Regions from separate parts of the Homo sapiens genome. Here region 1 is linked to region 2. A link is an interaction called in ENCODE POLR2A ChIA-PET data of the cell type or tissue named here. Cell type or tissue: K562. All regions are shown on one strand. Each heading gives the region's core, and the rest is flanking DNA. Links, peaks and the distances in the headings are about the cores only.

Evidence for each region. ChIA-PET counts read pairs that join two places held together with the same protein. Peaks named below come from ENCODE experiments on the same cell type or tissue, not always from the same donor. Only the 100,000 strongest peaks of a DNase experiment are listed, where the experiment ranks them.
Region 1: POLR2A ChIA-PET joins it to region 2 with 5 read pairs; 3 of 35 experiments call an interaction of 5 or more read pairs at or near these places.

What each region holds. Positions count from the first base shown.
Region 1 is chr2:42,496,163-42,501,541 of GRCh38, forward strand. It overlaps a transcript of MTA3 not described here. Among named protein-coding and RNA genes, the nearest start is that of KCNG3, 4.9 kb to the left of the region's middle. In K562, for the core only: no CTCF peak of the experiment used is centred there; no DNase peak of the experiment used is centred there; H3K27me3 peaks cover 1,217 bases.
Region 2 is chr2:42,690,639-42,696,017 of GRCh38, forward strand. MTA3 (metastasis associated 1 family member 3) reads left to right here. Exons shown (of 17, transcript NM_001330442.2): 10 at 5,127-5,201. Among named protein-coding and RNA genes, the nearest start is that of OXER1, 71 kb to the right of the region's middle. In K562, for the core only: no CTCF peak of the experiment used is centred there; a DNase peak (open chromatin) is centred at 2,523.

The sequences.
Region 1 (5,379 bases), core at 57-5,056, 190 kb before region 2:
ATTTTAAATTACATTTGAGCTTAGAAAACAAATTAATTTGATGACAATACAATGTGTGCCTCCTAGGTATATTTTCATGCGATTTCTTAGAGAGATAGGCTTAAATCATTTCATTTGTTTCAAGAGTAATATTTTTATTTGATTTTAATATCATCAACCACTGCTGCAGCAGCAATACCCAAATCGTTTTCTTAAACAAAGAAAACAGTGATGCAGAAATGATAGGCTTGTCTCAATATAATCTGGTTTAGAGAGCATTCTTAAAGCCAATTCTATTCTTTGTACTTTGAGAAGATAATGTTGAGAAGTATTACATCCAGATTCTCTCCTAGACTCGGGATGGTATTTAGGGTCTTCATATCTAAATCTTTAGAATGCATTACAATTTAAAGGTAGAATTTTAGAGTTTGAAAGAACCTAGAGGTTTTCTAGTTTCAGAACCTAGGAAAAAAAAAAAAAAAAAAAAGCAAATTACTCCCATTTTTTCCTCCCCTCCGAAGTTACAAAGCTTCAGAGATGTGGCTGTAACTAGCCCGAGCATTCCCAGCAGCAGCATCCTGGCAGAGGCTAGAATCAGGTTTTCTCATGTCAAACTCTGCTCACTCTGTTTCCAGGGCCTGGATTGCTGCCACAACCTTCTACCTCATCTCTTTGCACTCCAGTTCTTTCCTATCTCTATGAATTCTGAATAAGGCCACCACAGAGCTCTTCCTTCCATCCATTTTCATCAGGGCATTCCCAAATTCAAAAACCTGAAAGGTGGCTGGGTGTGGTGGCTCACGCCTGTAATCTCAGCACTTTGGAAGGCCGAGGCAGGCAGATCACCCAAGTTCAGGAGTTCGAGACCAGCTTGGCCAACATGGTGAAACCCGTTTCTACTAAAAATTCAAAAAATTAGCCAGGCATGGTGGTGCACACCTGTAATCCCAGCTACTGGGGAGGCTGAGGCAGGAGAATCGCTTGAACCTGGGAGGCAGAGGTTGCAGTGAGCTGAGATTGTGCCATTGGACTCCAGCCTGGGCTACAAGAGCAAAACTCCTCTTGAAACTAGAGGTTTTCAAAAAAAAACAAAACAAACAAAACCTAAAAGGAGTATATAAAAGTAGATAATTAGAAATTGTCCATACAATAAAGTCCAAATTGGCCAGGCGCGGTGGCTCATGCCTGTAATCCCAGCACTTTGGGAGGCCGAGGCAGGTGGATCATGAGGTCAGGAGTTCGAGAGCAGCCTGGCCAAGATGGTGAAACCCCGTCCCTACTAAAAATACAAAAATTAGCTGGGCGTGGTGGTGCGCCCCTGTAATCCCAGCTACTCAGGAAGCTGAGGCACGAGAATCGCTTGAACCCGGGAGGCAGAAGTTGCAGTGAGCCGAGATCGCTCCACTGCCCTTGAGCCTGGGTGATGGAGCGAGACTCCATCTCAAAAAAAAAAAAAAAGTCCAGATTGTCTATAGGGCTCTCTCTAGGCTCAAACCCTGGCTGTATAACTCATTTGCTAAGCCACCTGGAGCCAGTTCCTTAAACCTCATTGATCTTCAGTTTTTCTCCTCCGTAGAATGAAGATAATAATACCTACATCCAAAGGGGTAATGAAAAGATCACAAGCTGATGTGAAGGTGGTATATAGCTCAGTGCATGACACTAGAAACATCTCACTTCATGTATGCTTCCTTTAGCCCAAATCAGCCATGCTCATTTCTCATTCCTGGGTTCTAAATAAACACAGATTGGATAAGTGAATTGATTTGTCTAAACATGTGACCAACAACAGAGTAACCTGAAACAAAAAATTCAGTAAAAAGTTGTGACCCTTTTACTGCTGACTCTGGCTTGAACACAGATTCCTCCATCACTTTGCATTGCATAACTGGATGTGTTCGAGGACTCCAAACACCGTTTCCCCCAAAGCTTTAGAAATTGAAATACCCTGTGGGCACTACTGTTCCATGCAGCTTACTTATCAACTCTGTCTGCTTTAAAAAGCCCTTGCCCTGCTGTTAATTCATATTTTTCAATGTTTGCATTTACATCAGTTTATTTCTCAGCCTCTGCCGAATCAGTTGGTACTTTTAAAGACAGCTTTTCGAATGGAAATTCAAATGGAAACTTCTCTCATTTTAAAATATAAAAGGCTAATGACTTAGCCCAGTGTGCAGAATGACCCCTGTAGAAGGTGTTCAGAAGACCACCAGGATGGCTGAATGGTAGAAAGGAGAGCTTTATTGTTGTTATCAGTTTGCAAGCCAGGAAGAGAAAGTCTCCGGTGTGGACTGAAGGTGCTCTCTCTTCAAAGAGGGAAATAACAGGTTGGGTTTTAGGCCTCACAGGGCCTGTATCATACATAGTCAGCAGGCTTGGGGGAAAAGCTATACATACTTACGGGGGAGGCGCACACATGCATAATTGGTACACATATATGTAACATACATCGTGTTCACTTTGTGATGGGGCTTTAGCATTAAAATGAGGTGGAATTTGGCTCTTTATGTCAACAGGTGAACTACAGGCCACAAAGACAGCTTGTGTGCTGCCTCTGTAAGCTGGCTGAAACTGACCTGGGGTCTGCAGCAGCTCATCAGAAAAGAATGTTTGTAATGGCTGTCTATCCAGACAGAGTTGTTGTCATCTGGGTTGTATAACAGAATTGAAAACTCCTATTTTTAGGGAGTTTAGCCACAGTAATTTAGAAATTTGCCAGCCAAGCCCTGAGCCCTTGACCCATCAGTAACTTGGTTTCCTTATCTTAGGGTCTGTCTTAGTTTATTAAGGGGCATCTATTTTCGTCTCTCAGATTACAAAGGTAGAGCTGTAACTCAATAGCACTATGAGGTTATCCCAAGATTCAGAGTGGTCTTGTTTACAGAGCTCTAATACAGGGAGGTATAAGTCAAAGGGTATGAAGTTTCAGTTATATAGGATGAATAAGTCCTAGAGATCTACGATGTGGCATAGTACCTATATTCAATAGTACTATAATGCATACTTAAGCATTTGCTAAGAGGGTAGATCTTTTTTTTTTTTTGAGACGGAGTTTCACTCTTTTTGCCTAGGCTGGAGTGCAATGGTGCGATCTCAGCTCACCGCAACCTCCGCCTCCCAGGTTCAAGCGATTCTCCTGCCTCAGCCTCCTGAGCAGCTGGGATTACAGGCATGCACCATCACCCCGGCTAATATTGTATTTTTAGTAGAGACAGGGTTTCTCCATGTTGGTCAGGCTGGTCTTGAACTCCCAACCTCAGGTGATCCACCCGCCTCGGCCTCCCAAAATGCTGGGATTACAGGCGTGAGCCACCACGCCCGGCGAGGGTAGATCTTATAGGTGTTCTTATCATTTCAAAAAAAGGAATAGTGGGACATGATGGCTCATGCCTGTAATCCCAGCACTTTCGGAGGCCGAGTCAGGCAGATCACGAGATCAGGAGTTCAAGACCAGCCTGACCAACATGGAGAAACCCCGTCTCTACTAAAAATACAAAATTAGCCGGGGTGGTGATGCATGCCTGTAATCCCAGCTACTTGGGGAGGCTGAGCAGGAGAATCGCTTGAACCTGGGAGGCGGAGGTTGCGGTGAGCTGAGATCAAGGCAATGCACTACAGCCTAGGCAACAGAGGGAAAAAAAAAAAGGAATAATAAAAAGACAGAAAGAAACTTTCAGAAGTGATGGATATGTTTATGGCATAGATTGTGATGACAGTTTCAAAAGTGTATACTCATCTCCAAACCCAAGAAGTTGTATACATGAAATATGTACAGTTTTTTGTATGTTAATCATACCTCAATAAAGTGTTTTCTTTTTTGAAAAAAAAAAAAGAGAGAGAGAGATGGCTGGGCATGGTAGCTCATGCCTGTAATCCCAGCACTTTGGGAGGCAGAGGCAGGTGGATCATTTGAGGTCAGGAGTTTGAGACCAGCCTGGGCAACATGGTGAAACTCTGTCTCTACTAAAAATACAAAAATTTGGCCGGTGGCTCACGCCTATAATCTCAGCACTTTGTGAGGCTGAGGCAGGTAGATCACCTGAGGTCAGGAGTTCGAGACCAGCCTGGCCAACATAGTGAAACCCCATCTGTACTCAAAATACAAAAATTAGCTGGACGTGGTGGTGGGCGCCTGTAATACCAGCTACTCGGGAGGCTAAGGCGGGAGAATCTCTTGGACCTGGGAGGCGGAGGTTACAGTGAGCCGAGATCACGCCACTGTACTCCAACTTGGGTGACAGAGTGAGATTCCATCTCAAAAAAAAAATTAGCTGGGTGTGGTGGCACGTGCCTGTAGTCCCTGCTACTCAGGAGACTGAGGCAGGAGAATCGCTTAAACCTGGGAGGTGGATGCCAGTGCACTCCAGCCTGGGTGACAGAGGCTCTCTCAAAAATAAACAGAGAAACAGAAATGAGAGATACAAGAAAAAACGTAAAAGTTCTCAGATATCTAAGGCTGAGGCAAGAAATATGTGTAAGGGAGGGGAAAAATTTTTTCCTCTACCTTCCTAGGTTCTTGGCCTATGCTCCTACAAATTAGACTGACAAAAGATAAATTAACAAGAGAAACACAGTTTATTAGAAACACTTTATTAACAAGTACAGCATAGTACATTACACCGAGAAAATCAAAGGGTTGTTAGTATCAAAATCAAGAGGCTTTATGAAGCTTTTTTTTTTTTTTTTTGAGACGGAGTCTCACACTCTCGCCCAGGCTGGAGTGTGGTGGCGTGATCTCGGCTCACTGCAAGCTCTGCCTCCCGGGTTCACGCCATTCTCCTGCCTCAGCCTCCCGAGTAGCTGGGACTGCAGGTGCCTGCCACTACGCCCGGCTAATTTTCTGTATTTTTAGTAGAGACGGGGTTTCACCGTGTTAGCCAGGATGATCTCCATCTCCTGACCTCATGACCTGCCCACCTCCGCCTCCCAAAGTGCTGGGATTACAGGCATGAGCCACCGCGCGTGACCTGTATAGCATCTTAATAAAGAATAATAAATTTGCTACGAAGTAACCAGCTAAAGGAAAAGGAGTTTAGGCTTTTAGGGGTGGCAAACTATGGGAAAGTAAACATGTCAGGAAACTAACAGAAGGTAAGTGTTGTTTTATAAGATGCATTATGCATTACATAGATTCCTCTGGTCCTATCTCTAGGCTGATAAGAGGCTAGGGTCTCCAGTGGTTAAGAATCTTTCTTCCTTTCCTAGTAGAGAAGAGGAGGGCATAATTTTTTTCTTATGTCTGATTCTTCTCAATTGCCTTTAGCTCAAAATAATCCTTACCTCAAAATGGCATATTTTGGGAGGCATATTCTGATTCCCTGCATATGGCATGGAGGCCATTATTGTATTGTCAGCCAACCCACTCCTAACACTGTAGCTTCATTAAACTTAACATTTAGG
Region 2 (5,379 bases), core at 329-5,328:
AGGTGTATATAATTATGGGGTACATGAAATTTTTTAATTTAATTTTTTTTTTTTTTTTGGAGACAGAGTCTCTATCACCAGGCTGGAGTGCAGTGGCGCAATCTTGGCTCACTGTAGCTTCCGCCTGCCAGGTTCAAGTGATACTTCTGCCTCAGCCTCCCGAGTAGCTGGGACTACAGGCACACGCCACCAACCCCAGCTAATTTTTGTATTTTTATTTTATTTATTTATTTATTTATTTATTTATTTATTTATTGAGACAAAGTCTCACTCTGTTGCCCAAGCTAGAGTGCAGTGGCGCGATCTCTGCTTACTGCAACCTCCACCTCCCAGGTTCAAGTGATTCTCCTGCCTCAGCCTCCCAAGTAGCTGGGACTACAGGTACACACCACCATGCCCAGCTAATTTTCTTATTTTCAGTAGAAATGGGGTTTCACTATGTTGGCCAGGCTGGTCTTGAACTCCTGGCCTCAAGCAATCCGCCCGCCTCGGCCTCCCAAAGTGTTGAGATTACAGGCGCATGCCACCAGCCCCAGCTAATTTTTGTATTTTTAATAGAGACGGGGTTTCACCATGTTGGCCAGGATGGGCTCAATCTCCTGACCTTGTGATCTGCCTGCCTCAGCCTCCCAAAGTGCTAGGATTACAGGCGTGAGCCACCACACCGCGGCCTATGAAATACTTTGATACAGGCATGCAATATGTAGTAATCACCTCTTAGAACATCGTACACACACACACACACATCCCCCCCTAAAACTTAATAATTAGAAAACTGCATTTTAACTTCATTCCCCTTTTTAACTTTTTGTTGATTCTGTGTCTTATTGTACTATGTTTTGGAAAGTTGTAGTTATTTTTTTTTATTAGTTCATCATTTAGGCTTTGTGCTTAAGACAAGTGTAGTTTACATACCACAATTACAGTGTTATAATACTCAATGTGTTCTTCTGTGTACTTACTATTACCAGCAGGTTTTGTACCTTCAGATGATTTCCTCTTGCTCACCAACATCTATTTTTTTCTGATTAAAGAACTCCCTTTAGCACTTCTTATTGGACAGGTCTAGTGTTGATGAAATCCTTCAGCTTTTGTTTGTCAGCAAGTCTTTATTTCTCCATCACGTTTGAAGGACATTTTCACTGGATATACTATTCTTGGGTAAAGGTCTTTTCCTTCAGCACTTTAAATATGTCGTGCCACTCTCTCCTGGCCTGTAAGGTTTCCATTGAGAAGTCTGCTGCCAAACGTATTGGAACTCCATTATAAGTTATTTGTTTTTGCTCTCGTTGCTTTTGAGGTTCTTTCTTTATCTTTGACCTTTGGGAGTTTGATTATAACCTTATTGAATATCGATGTTAATATTTTTCTCCAGGTTTGGGAAATTCCCTAATATTATCCCTTTGAATAATCTTCCTGCCCCTCTTTCTCTACCTCTTCTTTAAGGCCAATAACTCTTAGATTTGCTCTTTCAAGGCTATTTTCTAGATCCTATAAGCAGGCTTCATTGGTTTTATTCTTTGCTTTTTTCTCTCCTCTGACTGGGTGTTTTTCAAATAGCCTGTCTTCAGGCTCAATAATTCTTCCTTCTGCTTAATTAGTTCCACTATTAAGTGACTCTGATGCATTTTTTCAGCATGTTAATTGCATTTTCAACTCTAGAATTTCTGCTTGATTCTTTTTATTTCAGTCTCTGTTAAATTTATCTGACAGAATTCTGAATTCCTTCTGTCTGTCATCTTGAATTTCTTTGAGTTTCCTCAAAACAGCTATCTTGAATTCTTTTTTTTTTTTTTTTTCTTTTGAGACAGAGTCTTGTTCCGTCACCCAGGCTGGAGTGCAATGGCGTGATCTCGGCTCACTGTAACCTCCACCTCCCGGGTTCAAGCAATTCTCGTGCCTCAGCCTCCCAAGTAGCTGCAATTACAGACATGCATCACTATGCCTGGCTAATTTTTTAGTATTTTTAGTAGATACAGGGTTTCACCACGTTGGCCAGGCTAGTCTCGAACTCCTGGCCTTACGTGATCCTCCTGCCACAGCCTCCCAAAGCGCTGGGATTACAGGCATGAGCCACTGTGCCCAGCCAGCTATTTTGAATTCTCTGTCTGAAAGGTCACATGTCTCTGTTTGTCCAGCATTGGTCCCTCCTGACTTACTTACTTTGTTTGGTGAGGTCATATTTTCCTGGATGATGCTTGTAGATGTTCGTTAGTGTCTGAGCATTGAAGAGTTAGGTATTTACTGTAGTCTTCACAGTCTGGGCTTGTTTGTGTCCGTCCTTCTTGAAAAGGCTTTCTAAAGGACTTGGGCCTCAAGCCCAATATCACTGTGGTTTTTGCAGACTCAAAGTACTCCCTTGGTAGTCTCAGATTAGATCTGGAATTCTCTGGATTACCAGACAGACTCTTGTTCTTTTCCCTTTCTCTCAAAGAAACAGTGTCTCTCCCTCTCCCTCTCCCTCTTCCCCTCCCCCTCCTTCCTTCTCTCCCCACACCCCGTCCCTTGAGCTACCTGGAACTGGGGTGTGGTGACACAAGCACTCTTGTGGCTACCACCACTGGGGCTGTGCTGGGTCATGCCTGTCGTAACTGCTCACTTGCTACCACCTATGCTCACTCAAGGCCCTAGGGCTCCACAATCAGCAGGTGGCAAAGTGAGACAGGTTTGTGTCCTTCCCTTCAGGGTAGTGAGTTCCTCCAGGCCCTGGTGAGTCCAGAGATGCTGTCTGAGAACCAGGGATTGGAGTCAAAAACCTTAGAAATTTGCCTGATGTTCTATTCTGCTGTGACTAAGCTGAGACTCAAACCACAATATAAAATCCTTCCTGCTTTTCCTTCCCCTTTCCACAGGCAGAGGGGCCTCCCTGTGGACACCAACACCCAGCCACTATTGGGGGTGGGGGTAGTTCTGCCAGGCCACCTCCAATGTACACTTAAAGCCCATGGGCTCTTCATTTTAGTCAGCTGGTGGGGAATGCTGTCCGGCCTGGGATCACCCTTCAGGGCACTGGGCTCCCCTCTGGCCCAAGGCAGGTCCAGAAATTCTGTTCAGGAACTGAGGCCTGAACCTGGGGACCCCAAAAGCCTGCTTATTCCTCCACCCCACTGTGGCTGAGCAGTAACTAAGGTGCAAAACAACAACATCCCTTTACTTTTCCATCTTTTTAAACAGAAGAAGCCTTTCACCATAGCCACCTATAGCTGGGAATGTGCTTGGGAATGTGCTGGGTCACACTGTAGTCAGCACATCTCAGAGCCCAAGGCCCATGGTGTACTACTACCCAGGCATTGCTGCTGGTTACTCGGGGCCCATGGGCTCTTTAGTCAGCAGCTGATGAATCTTGCAGGGACTGGGTCCTTCCTTTAAGGCAGCAGGTTCTGTTTTGTCCAGATGGTGTCTAGAAATGTGTATAGGAGCTAGGGCCTGGAATGGGGGCCTCACGACTCTGCCTGGTGCCCTGTCCTACTGTGGCTGAGCAGGTATCCAAGATGCAAGACAAAGTCCTCTTTACTCTTCACTTTCCATCCCTTAAGCAGAAGGAAGGAGACATTTTTGCCCCTGAGCTGTACTGCCTAGGTTTGGGAGAGGGGTGGTGCAATCACTCCTTTAGCCACCCTGGGTGTCTCCCTAGGTCACATGCCACCCGAAGTCCTCTGGCTCTGAGTCCAGCCCAGCACTAGGAGTTGTTTAGGAGTTGAAGTCCTTGTGTACCTAGGCTGTCTTCTAAGTTTACGTAGGTCCTCAGAGCACTTCAGCCCATGGTCATGAGGCTTGTTGAGAAACTCAAGTTCCAACCGATAGGATAGGTGATTACCCTCTGGCTAGGTCTGGTACAGATTCTCCCTCCCTACACAGGTACTGGCTGACCCCAGCATGGATTTATTCTCTGCTGTCACAGGGCAGCACTAAGTTCAATGTAAAGTCCCCTGGTCACTGTGATGTTCTTCCTCCATATGCACAGACTCTGGCACTGCAAGGCCTCTGCCAGGGGATGGGAGAGGGGTGGCATCAGCGATTCAAGACGAGACTGTCTCTCCTGTCTTCCTCAATGCCTCTTTCAAGGATTTGCAGAGACCAGATGACACACAGTCATAGCTGCCATCTTTGGAAGCTGAAATAACTCAGGCTAGAGCTGTTTAAATGCCGTTTCTAAAATAGTGCTGCAGCCCCACCTGTAGCTTGAGAACTTTCCCAAGTAAGTCATGAAATGTTATCAGGGCTGGTCACGGTGGCTCATCTGTGATCCTAGGACTTTGGGAGGCTGAGGTGGAAGGATTCCTTGAACCTAGTTGTTCAAGACCAGCCTGGGCAACATAGGGAGACCCCAACTCTACAAAAAATAAAAAAGAATTAGCCGGGCATGGTGTCACACCTATAGTCCCAGCTGAGGAGGCTGAGGCAGGAGGATCACTAGAGCCTGGGAGGTTGAGACTGCAGTGAGCTGTGATCATGCCACTGCACTGCAGCCTGGGTGACCCTGTCTCTTAAATAAAAAGAGAAAGAAATGTTATCAGTTATGATGTTTATAATTTTTAGTAAAATGTATAAACGGAATGAGAAATGGAATGTGTTGTATTCACATTCCATACTGAATATGACTTGTTTGGGGTACCGTTTGCTAAGGATTAATTTTAAATTTCTCAAATATTCTAGAATGAATCTTCCATGTGGATATTTGCTTCATTATTTTAATAAAGAAGTGGTTTTTAAGGGCCAGGTGTGACGGCTCGCACCTGTAATCTCAGCACTTTGGGAGGCCGAGGCGGGCAGATCACCTGAGGTTAGGAGTTCGAGACCAGCCTAACCAACATGGTGAAACCTTGTCTCTACTAAAAATACAAAAAATTAGCTGGGCATGGTGGCATGTGCTTCTAATCCCAGCTGCTTGGGAGGCTAGGCAGAAGAATTGCCTGAACCCAGGAAGCGGAGGTTGCTGTGAGCTGACATCGCGCCACTGCACTTCAGCCTGGGCAACAAAGTGACAGTCTATCTCAAAAAAAAAAAAAAAAAAAAAAAAAAAGAAAGTGGTGGTTTTTAAGGAAAGTACTTTCTATAGTAGCTTATTTTCATCTCATTTTATTATATGTTAACATAGATGATAGGTTGATTTTTTTTTTTTTCAGCTTCCTTGGAAATCATTGACTAGCATCATTGAATATTATTACATGTGGAAAACTACTGACAGATATGTGCAACAGGTAATTTTTTTCATATTGCTACCAATATGGTTGCATTTAAGTGAACTTTCTGTTTATATTTTAATATTTTTTGGCGATGTACTACTTTTAAATTTGTTTACCTTACTTTTTCCAGACTACTTTAAACTACATGATTTCATATCTTTAGGATATTATTTAAGATTTTAATCTTAATATT